2 separate regions of the Homo sapiens genome follow, and region 1 is linked to region 2. A link is a contact called in ENCODE Hi-C or POLR2A ChIA-PET data. All regions are on one chromosome and are shown on one strand. The core of a region is the stretch at or near the end of the contact, and the rest is flanking DNA. Distances in the headings are between cores, read along the strand shown.

The links. A loop is a pair of places that touch in the nucleus more often than their neighbours do. ChIA-PET counts read pairs that join two places held with the same protein, here RNA polymerase II (POLR2A).
Region 1: a loop to region 2 is called in a map of endothelial cell of umbilical vein, with 2.7 times the contacts of the local background. The contact joins the enhancer-like site here to the promoter of EFHD2-AS1 in region 2. A Hi-C loop is called at or near these places in 1 of 168 maps with a recorded cell type or tissue (endothelial cell of umbilical vein). POLR2A ChIA-PET finds 5 or more read pairs at or near these places in 1 of 52 experiments (activated CD4-positive, alpha-beta T cell).

Annotation. Positions count from the first base shown.
Region 1 is chr1:15,004,241-15,010,596 of GRCh38, forward strand. All of the region lies in intron 2 of KAZN (kazrin, periplakin interacting protein), which reads left to right. Among named protein-coding and RNA genes, the nearest start is that of TMEM51-AS1, 150 kb to the right of the region's middle. Within about 2 kb of position 3,893, at least 5 of the 41 ENCODE cell types and tissues checked have a DNase peak (open chromatin) inside an H3K27ac peak, as active enhancers do; they include endothelial cell of umbilical vein, where a contact is called at or near this core.
Region 2 is chr1:15,408,269-15,414,503 of GRCh38, forward strand. It overlaps EFHD2-AS1 (EFHD2 antisense RNA 1), which reads right to left and starts at 4,100. Exons shown (of 4, transcript NR_183705.1): 1 at 3,638-4,100. EFHD2 (EF-hand domain family member D2) reads left to right here and starts at 1,620. Exons shown (of 4, transcript NM_024329.6): 1 at 1,620-2,011. The coding sequence starts at 1,704. RefSeq lists silencers at 1,268-1,867, 3,482-3,531 and an enhancer at 1,380-2,242.

The sequences.
Region 1 (6,356 bases), core at 2,643-5,142, 400 kb before region 2:
CCTGTCACAGTTAGTTGGCAGTGTTCTTCCTTCCTAGGTGGCCCCTAGATTATTGGTGCATCTTATCCCAGCCAGCTTCCAGAGCTGAGGACGCCCGCTGTGCAGAAGAGGCTGGTACTGTGCAAATATCATTGCAGAGTGAAAGAATCTGGAGAAAGAATACTCCAGAGTCTGTGGGCATGGCTCTCAGCTTTGCTACTTTCTAGCTGTTACCATCTTGGACAAGTGACCTTACCTCTCAGAACCTGAGTTGCCTCACCTGTGAACTGGGGACAATAGAGTTGACTTCTTCAGGGTGTTTTGAGAATCAAATGAGATGATGTGTGTAAATCCCCTGGCACAGGGCCAGGCATGTAGCCGGAGTTTGGTCATTTTGTTTGCCGTCTTCAAGGAGATGAGATGGTGTCTCACTGAAGTCAGCCTCTGGTGAAACCAAGTCTGGGGTCAGAGGTGCTTCTGGCCTTGCCCTTTTTTATCGGATCTTGCTCCACCCCTAGCATTAAATGGGGGGTTCAAATCCTGCCTTAAGCGCTCATTGACCAGGTGAGCAAGTCACTTATTAATAGATATCATGCCTCAGTTCCTAATCTGTAAAGTGGGTATAATAATAGTACCCACCACCTGGCATGATTGTGAGGATTAATTGAATCTTGGCACTTCAAGCACACTCGTTGCTGGGCATGAACCAGGCACCTGAGAATCGACTTTTTATGATTGCCATTATTAAAGGTGATTATTCTTTTGAGCTGGTGATACAGAGGTAAATACGCCCAGGTTGCTATTTTGAGACCTCACAGCCTCATATCCATTGGGGAGGATAATATGCAAACCAAGCCCAGGCTGGGAATGAGGGGTGCCATGGCCGAACTTCATCCCAAAACACATGAGGGTCTCAGGCACAGAGACCTGCCACGTATTTTACAGGGACACTTTGATTGCTTAAAATCATCCCTGGTTTTATTTGGAAAAAAAAACATGTTTTTAATCCATTCCACAGATTCTGCCTTTGCAGTTTGCTGGGCATGGACCCAGCCCCTAGGAGTCCAGTCTGACTCATTACAGACCACGTGCCAGTGTTTGCAAGGCAGTCACCGGGCAGGTGCCATCTGTCGATGCTGTGTGCACCCTGCTCCACACCTCCCCGAGACTGACCCTGCCAACTCTGTCCCATTTTCCCTGGGCTCCAGGTTAGCCAGAATTGTGCCCACCCCTTCCTGTTTTGTTTTGTTTTGTTTTTCTGAGTTTAAATTTTAACCTAAAGGGGGCCGGGTGCGGTGGCTCACACCTATCATCCCAGCACTTTGGGAGGCTGAGGCAGGTGGATCGCTTGAGGTCAGGGATGCGAAACCAGCCTGGCCAATGTGGCAAAACCCCATCTCTACTAAAAATATTTTAAAAATAACTAGACATAGTGGCACACGCTTATAATCTGAGCTACTTGGGAGGCTGAGGCAGGAAGATCGCTTGAACCTGGGAAGCAGAGGTGGCAGGGAGGTGAGATCGTGCCACTGCACTCCAGCCTGCATGGCAGAGCGATACAACTCCGTCTCCAAAAAAAAAAAAATTGTTTTAACCTAAAGGGCATTAGTGTTGGCATCTCAGCAGCAAGGAAACCACTGCCTCCTGTATTGTTTCCTTTGTGATGGGACAGACATCTCAGCGGGCCGCAGTGGCACTTAACAGTTTTGTTTCCCGTGTGCCTTACCGCGACACTGGGCCCTGGGCAGATGTGCAGGCAGCTCTTAGGATGGCTGGAAACTTGAAGATCAGAACTCAGCTGGATCTGAGCCTTGAACCCTGGGACTGTGAGCTGTGTCAGAGACAGTTCCCACCCCCATGAGACCTGGGGTTCTGGGGTATTCTGCCAAACCCACTCACTGGCCAGCCCAGGGGCACCAGCAAACATAAAAACCAAAGGCCAAGCCCTTTAGCATTTACAAAACACTTTTGCATCCAGTATCTTGTTGAAGCAAAGGAGGATTCTCATGGCCAGGAGTAAGACTAGAGGTAGATGACCCAGGCCTCTGGGCCAGGGGAGGTTTGAGCTAAATCTTTGCTAGGCTTAGGGAAGAGAGGAGCCCTCTCCTACCTGCAGAGGTTTGGTGGTCACCTAGCAGCTACCTTGCATGCAGCAGCAGCTTGTGAAGTTCTAATTGGATTGGACTGGATGGGAGCAAGAAAAGCCCGGGCCGGGCTGGTCCCTCCTGACAGCGAGCCGGGAAAAGGCAGGGTCTTTCTCCTATCTTTCCCGTCATCATATTTTATCCCATCCACAGGGCTGAGGCCCACGTGTCAGAGCGGAAGCAGGTGATCAATCACTCATTCATGCCGCACATATTTACTGAATACCTACTATGTTCCAGACACTGTCCTAGGTGCCAGGGATACAGCAGTTGACAAAACAGATAATAAACCAGAGAAATAAGTAAAATGTATGATCTGGTAGTTGGTGCTAAGTGCTAAGGAGAAAAATAAAGCCAGGAAGAAGGGTGGGATGCGCCAAGGATTGCCATTTTAGAAAGTTCCAGGGAAGGGGCTGGGCGCGGTGGCTCACGCCTGTAATCCCAGCACTTTGGGAGGCCGAGGCAGGCGGATCACGAGGTCAGAAGATCGAGACCATCCTGGCTAACATGGTGAAACCCCGTCTCTACTAAAAATACAAAAAAACTAGCCGGGCATGGTGGCGGGCACCTGTAGTCCCAGCTACTCGGGAGGCTGAGGCAGGAGAATAGTGTGAACCTGGGAGGCGGAGCTTGCAGTGAGCTGAGATCGCGCCACTGCACTCCAGCCTGGGTGACAGAGCAAGACTCCGTCTCAAAAAAAAAAAAAAAAAAAAAGAAAAACAGAAAATTCCAGGGAAGGATTGATTGATGATACTCATAATACCAATCACAGCTGTATTTACTCAGTACCTTCAAGGGGCCAAGCCCCTGCTGGGAACTGGACAGACACTCATGTAACCTTTGGCAACAACTCTGAGAGTCAGCATGTTGGGAGGCTGGGCAGTCCTCGGGAACCAGAGCACTAGGTGAGGGGCTGGAATATTATGGGTATGATTAACCCCATTTATCACCAGTGAGCTGCAGAGGCAGGATTGGAACCCAGAACGGGCACTCCAAATCTGGCGAGGGTTTTTCATGAGCTAGGAATGTAATGTTGCCACTACCTTTGAGGTGCAGACATTACGGTCCCCAGTTTGGCACACTGCACTAGGCTGGGAGGTGTGGAGGGTGTGATTTGAGCCCAGGGCTCTCTCAGGCCTCTCTGTTTCCCAGGCTGGCCACATCTGGACCCAGGGAGCAGGAGGAGGTCCCAGGTGGGAGGCTCGGGCCGAGCTCTGGTGGGACGCAAGGTGGGCTTGGCCAGCCGACCCGTTGGGTAGTGGGAGCCCTCCCCTTCCTTCCCTTCCTGGTTTCTGCTCTGCCGGGCAGGTAGCTCACCTGCCCGCCTCCATAACAGATGATTAGCAGGCCCGGCAAAGTGGGTATCTCCACAGCGGAGGAGACTGGGAACAGCGCACTCCTCATTTCCAGCATATGCCTGCTTGCTAACAAACCTGAATGCCACCGCCCATTTCACTTCTCGGCTTTGATTTGCATAAGGAGTTTTTTCCTGATAGAGTTATCAGTTCATAGCATCTCCCATGTGCAAAAGCCTTGAGCCCCCATCAGCACAGGAAGGGAGCCGTGCCGTCACCCAGCCTTGGCACAGAGGCGGCCCCTGCGAGTGGGACTGGTCAGCTGCGGAGTCTCTTGCCAAGTTCTGGAGCAGAAAAATCACCTCCTTCTTCCTTCCCTTTTAAATGAAATAACTGTTTTGGCCTTGAGGCCTGCTGAGGCTCCTGGAGGCCTTGTTTGTCTTGAACTCGTGGCCTGCGGAAGTGGGTAGCTGCTCCCCCTGGAAGCTCAGCCCGAAGCTTATCTCCATGAGCCCAGCGCTTGGGCCACACCTCACCCATCCAGACGGCACCACCTCGGAGTCCAGGCCTCGGCTGTAAGTCTGAAGCCCAGGCTGCCAGAGTCGTGGAGGAAAGAGTTTTCCCAAGTGGATGAGTGGCCAGAAGTGGCAGGTGTTACAGTGGATCCTGCTGGACTCTGCAGGTCTCAGGCGAGCCTGAGAGTAGTCGGCCTTGCTGCTCACTGGCAGGCTGACCAAGGCAAGTCATTTAACCCCTCTGAGCCTTACTTTCTCATTCATCAGATGGGAACACTGGTACTCAGTAGGTTGTGTGAGGTGAGTGAGACAGCTATGATGAGGACCGGGAATGCCCTGCCGGGTTTCCAGAGCACTTCACTGTTTGCAGAGCTCTTCGCAGAGGTCATTTCATGTGACCCTTTAAACCCCTCTGGAACAGGCAGGTTCAAAGGCCAGAGGTTATGTGACCTGCACAGGTGCCACAGGGCTTCTAGCCCTGGTATCTGGCTCTAAGTCTAAGGCTCTTTCTAGCTTGTCCCGTCTGCCTTCCAAGTTCAAGGTCTGTGTAAGGCACTGTTACTATCCTGAGAGTCAGCCCAGGTTTCTCAATGGTCCCTGTGGGCCCAGGAGCCCTGGGCAGAGGCGGCAAAGTCATAAGAGGAGCGGCAAGGCTGAGGTCCCATTCCCCTGCCAGCCACAGTCCTCAAGGCCTCTCCTGCATCCTCATCACTTAGTGCTGTTTGTTTGGGCTGTAAGTAGCTCAGTTCCTGTTATTCCCCCCTGGACAATCAGGCAGGAAATTCTTCACTTTGGTTTCCTTAAGAGGTCACATACTTTTCTCTCTTGCAGAAGTAAATAAAGCCCGTGTGCTGAGTTGGCAGTTTTGCACACGAGCCCGCCCGCTGGGGTGAGCCAGCAGCCCCCTTCCCTCCAGCCTTAGCTAGCCCTACCCAGGGGGCCCAAGGGCACCAGGAAATTCGGGCAGCCTACTGCCCGGGCACTGACTCCCCAGGTGGCATCCTGGGCACGTCCTGCAAAGACAGGAAGATTTTTAAAGCACGCCCAGGGTTAGAGCCTGGGATAATGTGCCTTGAGGAGACTGTGCCTGTTCACAGAAGCAGCAGTCACATTCCCCTCCCGCACCCAGAATCCCGACAGAAGAGAGGGAGGGCGCCATGTGACAGTGTGCTTATGGAGAACTCAGGTAAGCGCCATCCCAGCTCCCAGAGCACGCTGAGCACCAGGAAGGCCAGGAGGGTTGCCTGGGAACAGGCAGACCCAGAGTCACAACGCCAAGCACCTTTGCACACATGGCACCCCTTGCTCAGGCTGGGGAAACGTGCTTCCACAGCTGCAATGAGCCCAGTCCTCTTGCTAAGCCCACAGCAGTTGAGAGATGTGTTGGGAGAGGCTGCTTTGAGCACCCATGCAGACGGGACAGCTGTCAGCTCCATAGCAAAGGAAGAGAGCGAGGACAAGGCTACAGAACTTGGCCAAGACTCAAGCTCCACCATTTGGACCACTGGGCAGAGGCATAAAATGTCTTCTGCTAGCCTTGGTGGCATTTTTTATTATGGAACATTTTTGTTACATACAGAAGTGAATAGAATAATGAAATTAATCCCATTTACCTATTACCTGACCCCAAACATTCATCAACCCATGGCCAATTCTGTCTCACCCTCCGCTCGTTCCTCCCCATAATATTTTGAAGCAAATCCAAGATGCATCATGTCATCTACAAATATTGTAATATGTATCTATAAAAGATAAGGACTCTTTTTAAGAAACATAACCTCCAAACTATCATCTCACTTGAAAAAATGATCAGATACTGTTATTACTCAAATTTCCTATTGACTCATAAATTCTGTACCTTGTTGGAATCAGGATCCAAATATCCACACAGTGTGATTAGTTTTAATATCTTTTTAAGTCTTTTTAAATCTAGAAGCTCTTCTTCCTTTCTTTTTTTATTATCCTTGCTAATTATTTGTTGAAGGAAACATGTTGTTTGTCTGGTAGGTTTTCCAGGGTCTGGAGTTTGCTAATTGCATCCCCATGGTGTCCTTAACATGTTCCTCTGTCCTTTGAATTTCCTGTAAATTGATAGTTCATCTAAAGGCTTGATCAGATTCAGACTCATTTCTTTACTGATTTTTTTGAAAGACTCCTTCAAAGGAGATGTTGGGTCCTCCTCTCCAGGGGCACGTGCCATCTGGTTGTCTTGCTTTTTTTTTTTTTTTTTTTTTTGAGACGGAGTCTCGCTCTGCTGCTCAGGCTGGAGTGCAGTGGCGCAATCTCGGTTCACTGCAAGCTCCGCCTCCCAGGTTCCCGCCATTCTCCTGCCTCAGCCTCCCCAGTAGCTGGGACTACAGGCGCCCGCCACCATGCCCAGCTAATTTTTTTGTATTTTTTAGTAGAGACGGGGTTTCACCATG
Region 2 (6,235 bases), core at 2,850-5,349:
AAACTTAAGCATCTACAAACATCATCTGCAGACATCATCTTAAACATTTTAATCTGCATCCTGTCCCTAGTCCTTTGCATTCCTTAAATAACTATTTTACTTCTGTTGGGTCCTTCAGGGCTGCATACAGGAGATATGGAAGCCTGTCTTTTGCAAGTAGCTGGACCGAACTGCCCAAAACTAAGAGAAACTTAATTCTGAGATTTAAAACAAAAAAACCATTTTAGCTGAGCATCTTTATTGGACTCAAAAACAATTTCATAAACAAGTAAATGAGAACTTCACATTTTCTGAACCTTGAAGGTTTTTTCCTCAATTTCATTCTTTTAAAAATACCTTTTAAATTAATTCAGCAAGGTTCTTAAACACAGCAAATTGACAAATATCAACTGAGTGTCTGTTCTGTGCAAATCACTCTGTAACAGCTTGCTGGCTTTACATTCTCGAGGGCTCCCTGCCTCCAGAGCACCCTGGTTTTCGGCCCTGCACGCATCTTTTCTCTGCACCTTGGCTGGTTGGAGCAGTTTCAGTAGACAGGTCCTGATTGACCCAACATTTCAGAGAACATGCACAGAGCATAGTCCTCCTTCTAAATCAGGGATTCTCAAATTTCAGTGAGCAGAACTCCCCTGGGTGCTTGTTTACACGTAGATTCCTGGGTCCCACCCCAGAGATCAGTTTCGTCTGTCCAAATTGGAGCCTGAAAATCTGTATTATTAACCTAGGCCCCAGTGGTTCTGATGCTGGAGGTCCAGAGTTGTGCAGTTGTAAGGTGACAGCCCAGACCACAGAGATACTTATCTGAACTCTTTCCCCAGTCCTGTCCAGGAGCCGTTGGGGAGGACATCTCTCCTCTGGGGACCCCATCAAAATGGCGACATCATGATCTCCCTGTCAGTTTCCCTAAAGTACAGTCACAGGCGACAACACTGGCCCAGCAGCTATTGTGCCAAGTCATCCGTGTGATGGTGCGGGGCCTCGGGAGAGAGGACCACCAGCCCCTTCCCCTGTCCCTCACCCGCTGTCTCCAGGGGCCCTTTCAGGGGTGAAACCCAGTCCCATCTCCCTCGCAGCTGCTAGTCTGTCCTCTTCCAAGAGGCCATCGGCGCCCGCCACGGTTCACCCTAAACAGGGGTTTCTGCTCCCCAGGTCCGCCTCGGAACCCCTGCAACCCTCATTGAGAACGCCAGTGTTTAACAGCGAGTCGTTTCCATAGCAACCGACAGGGTGTCACAGACACAGGATTATGACTTCACGGCGTGGGGATTCCGGAGAAGGGGGTGGGGCGGCGCCCCCCCTCGCTTCCCCGCCCCCCGGCAAGCCCCGCTCCTCACCCAAGCCGCGGGGGAGGAGCCCTCTTCTTTCCCGCCCGGCCCCGGCCCCCAGCAGGACCCCTCCCGCTCAGCTGCTACAGTGGGCACGAAGAGGGGCATGGCTTTCGGCCGCGCTCCCCAGCCTCGCGGGGGGCAGACGACGGCGGGCGGGGCGCGCAGAGTACACTCGACCCCCGGCGGCCGGGAGCGATCACGCGCACGCCGCGCGGGCCCGGGGGCGGGGGCGGGGCGCGCGGTCCCCGCCAGGGCCCAAGTCCCACCTTCGGGGGCGGTGCCTGGCCCGGGGAGTGTCAGGAAGAGGAAGAGCGCGGCCGGCGGCGCTGCGCTGAGAGCAGGGGCCCGGCCAAGGCGAGTGCCGCGCGGGCCACCATGGCCACGGACGAGCTGGCCACCAAGCTGAGCCGGCGGCTGCAGATGGAGGGCGAGGGCGGCGGCGAGACCCCGGAGCAGCCCGGGCTGAACGGGGCAGCGGCGGCGGCGGCGGGGGCACCCGACGAGGCGGCCGAGGCGCTGGGCAGCGCGGACTGCGAGCTGAGCGCCAAGCTGCTGCGGCGCGCAGACCTCAACCAGGGCATCGGCGAGCCCCAGTCGCCCAGCCGCCGCGTCTTCAACCCCTACACCGAGTTCAAGGAGTTCTCCAGGAAGCAGATCAAGGACATGGAGAAGATGTTCAAGCAGTAAGTGCCCGCGCGACCCGGCCCCCCGCCCGCCCCGCGACCCGGTCTCGGGCCCCGAACCCCCCGATCCCCGGATCCCGCTCCGCCCCGGGAGCCTGCCGTCAGCCAAGCTTCCCCGAACCCAGACGCACCGGGGTTGGGGACCCGGCGGCCCCTTCCAGATCGAGACCCGGCATCTCACCGCGCACGTTAGTCTGGGGGACCCCCGGCCCCTGGCACGCGGCGGAGACTCGTATTTGTGCTGCCTCCGGTACACCATAGACGCGTCCACAGAGTGGGGGACCCCAGGCTTCCTTCCAGATAATCGCCAGGCCCCGCGAGCCCCACCCCCACCACCACACGTGTGGGTCCCGGGCCCTCCGCGCTGTTAGTGGGGCTTCTCCACCACCCCACACCGCACACACCGAGGCTGAGGACCCAGCGGCCTTCCTTCCCCGATCCCAGCTACTCGCGTTCCCCACCCCCACCCCAACACACGCTGGCCAAAGATACCCACCCCAGTGCCCCTCGACACCACATGCCAACCACATTCCCTCCCTTAAGGTCTTTTCGTTTCCTCTGCGATCTCAGGTCTCCCTCAAGGTGGGTTCTGGGCAGGGATCCCCCCAACTTCCTCTCCAGTTACTTAGCGTCTACCAGCAAACTGGGGGCAAAGACTTGCCCTTTCCATCCCCACCCACTCATTAGCCAGGACCCAAATCCTTCACTCACAAGTGGTCTCCTTAGGAAGGGACCCCTCGGCCCCTGTTGCCCCTCTGGTGTAAACCTCACTCCAGTCGTCCCTGTGGGCCGAGTCCCCTCCGGGTTTGGAAGGCCTCCCTCCCGCTCCTGCCCGCCCCACCCCCGTGCACCCAGCAGCTTGCAGTCACCGCTCCCCTGCTTCTGTCGCAAGGCCCCCCATCTCTCCTCCCCACTCCGTATATCCCCTTCCCTCCCCACAGGGACCCCCCATGTCCCACACCCACCCTGGTCAAAAGGGGCCCCTTCCTATGTGACTTGCCCTGTTACCCCCACCCCTACCCTTTATTCCATCAGATCCACACTGTGTGCCCTCACCAGGGTGGATGGGCACCCCCAGGCGTGTGGGCTCATCCCCCTGTCCCCCCACAAAAACAATCTTAATGTCTCTGTGGAGGGGCTAGGGAGAGAGGGCCCAGCTCCCTCCGGCCCATCCCTGGGTCCCACTCTGTTGGGTCTAAGATGCACAGCCACTCTCTCCCAGCCATGTGTGTGCCCAGGGGATGGGGAAGGTGCCAGTGCCCCTCCCTTTGGTAGCTTTCCCCACCTCCTGTTCCCTGTCCCCCTGCCCCTGGCTCCTGGAGAGGGAACAGCCTCGTTCCACGATCTGGGTGCTGGTCTGGAGTGGTTCTGGAAGGGGATAGAACTGGCCTGAGGCTGAGTCTTGGGGGTGAGCCAGGAGGTCTAGCCCCACCTGGCACAGGCAGCCCAGGGCTGAGGGAGGGATGCGGCAAGGCCGGCTCCCGCTTGGCTGGGCAGGAGGTGGGGGCAGACCAGGGGTGTCAGCCTCAGCCACATGCAGCTGTCAGTGCCCCAACATCAAGCCGGAAGCCCAGGAAGGGGCGTTTTGCAACTGCACTGTTTGAGAAAGGCTCTGACCCTACTCACCACAGCTTGCAGCAGCTTCTGCATTTGGCCCCAAGGCAGGGGGAAGGATTTCTGGTTCCCAGTTGCGGGTGGCTGAGGAGTCCCATACTTTCCCAAGGTCCTTCTGGGGGAAAATCAAGTCCTTGACCCCCGGCCCCTCTGAACCTCTTTGAGAAAGTCCCAGGGCCCAGAACCTCTTCAAGAAAGTCCCAGGGCGCCCACGTCCTTGGCTCCACGGTGTTTGGTTGGAGTTCTTCTAAAGTTTCTTCCCAGCAGAAGACTGGCGAGATTGGGAGAGCAGGATTTCCAGGATTCCTGGAAGAGTAACGTGAATGCTCCTGGGTGGGCAGACGCAGGGGTGGGTATGGATCACTGTCTGTCACTGCCCCCATCGGGCAGTGCAGAGCTGATTCAGACACCACGGAGATCCCTGTGCTGATAGTGCTGAGGCGCTCACCAGGTCCCTCAAACAGCCCTGTGACACAGAGCTCTTCGTCACCTTTGTGCAGACAAAGGGTGTTAAATAACTCGCCAAGACCACACAGCTAGAAAATGATAGAGCCAGGACTGAAACCCAGGTCTGTGACTCCAAATCCCGGGCTCTTCCCCTTCCGGGTTTCCCATCACAGACATCTACTTTCATGTTGGAAAACCTTCTCCAACACCCGCTTCCGTGTTCGTGGCGGATTGTCCATTCATGTCCCCAACCCCAGCCCCCGTCTCTCCTTTCCCCCAGAGCCTGCCTTCTCCTGGGCTTCCACAGCTTCCCTGCCACTGGCCACCAAAACAAAGATGGAGCTGTTCTGGGAGAACCCAGACACTTCAAATGAGCGGGACTTGGGAGGCTGCAGTGTGGTTGGAAGTGGCATGCAGCTGAGGGAACAGTCTGGAAGCTTCATTTGCGCAGCAAACTCACTTTTTTTTACATAGGCTGTTTCTGGTCTAGTTTGATGAGAGGTACTCTGAGGGCGACTGAGGGGAGCTGGACCCCTCCAAGCTACCCCTTGGCACCTGCACTTCTTGCCAGGGTTCTAGGAGGGCTGATGGGGCAGGCAGGGGCCAGGAAGCTGGACCTCTAGGGAAGCAAGTGCTGCCTGCCAGGGCCCGGGTGAGGGTGGAAAGCTGCAGATTGTGTATTCAAGGAAACAACGCTTCACTGTGCCAACCGAGCCCAACCCCGCCGCCAACAGACGGGCTCTCGTGGAAGACAAACCCCCGTTCTGCTTCCGCTGTCCGAGTGGGGCTGCAGCCTCCTGGGTCCAAGCAGGGTCCTAGGATCAAAGCCAGGGCATCAGAGCCAGGGCTCTGGGGAGAGCAGAGGGCAGAGAGGAGGGGAGCCTGCCCTCCTGGGAAGCCAGTCACTAGAGCAGGAGGCAGGAGACCATGAGGTCAGCAGGAGAATGGGAGCCAGCCTTTCCTTGGGGGCCAGGAGCGAGGAACCTGGGCTTCCATCCTAGTCTGCTTGTCCTCCCTGGGCCTCAGTCTACCCACCTGTAAAAGGGGCAGGCTATCCCTCATGACCCCCAAAGGTCCTTCAGCCCTGACCTGCGTATGTCTGAGGGGTCCTGAGCCCTTCTGGATATTGGAACTGCCTTCCAGGGCCTTCTGGTCCACCCCTCCGTGTTGATTCAGCAGGTACTTCCTGAGGCTGGAGATCGAGGGGGAAGAGAGGGGATGGGGGAAGATAGACAGACTGTCAGCCATCACTGGTCTCACACCTAGAGTCATTCAGGTTCCTCCTGAGAGAGACCTGAAGGGTTGACTCCAACCCCTCTCCCCATTTGACAGAAGAGGGAACCAAGACCCAGAAAGATGTGGCGGTGACTTGCTCGGGGTTACGGAGAGGTTCTCAGTGAGGCTGAAACCTTGTATGATGAGGAGAGTGGTCCCGGTGTCTCAGGGTGGGGCTCCGAGGACATGACACACTTAGAGTTCTGGGCCAGTGCCAGGCACAAGGAGGCTCTGCGTCTCCCTGGCCCTCGCAGCCAGGACTCTCCATCCCCGTCTCCGTGCGGCCTCAGGCTACGTCCAGCATCTCTGATCCCCCAGCTGCTCCCTCCCTCTCTTTGCTCCTCCAGGGCTGGCTCTGGAACCCTCCTGTCAGAGAGGCAAAGAGAATGGCCCTGGAGAGCCTCGGGAGTGCCCACCCCTGGGCTGACAACAGCCTAGCGGGGGCTCTGGAGGGTTTTGTAAGTTGAGACCTGCTGGAAAGGTAGGCAGCCGTGTAATTCTGAACCTGCCGTGGAATCTGAGGACGATGCCCTAGATCCCTGTCTCCCGCCTAGCACAGCCTTGCAGGCCCTGTCCCCACTGTCATCCCCAGCCACTTCATCTCAGGACACCTTACGTCAGAGAGGCAGGCTTTCCTTTCCTTCTGGCCAGCTCTTCCCTGCACAAGCTCTGGAAGCCTCCCGCCCTCTTCTCCACACCTCCACCTCCAGGGGACACACCTCTCCCAGGAGCCCTTCCTGGACGCAGTCAGCAGGGCCTCTGGAGTCTGCAGCCCTGGGTTTGAATACAGCTGTGGGCTGTGGAGCCCTTCTGAGCTTCTGTTCCTCACGCTGGAACAGCGGGGACAGGGGGACCCACGTTACAGGGTTGTTGTATGGCGCTTAGCCC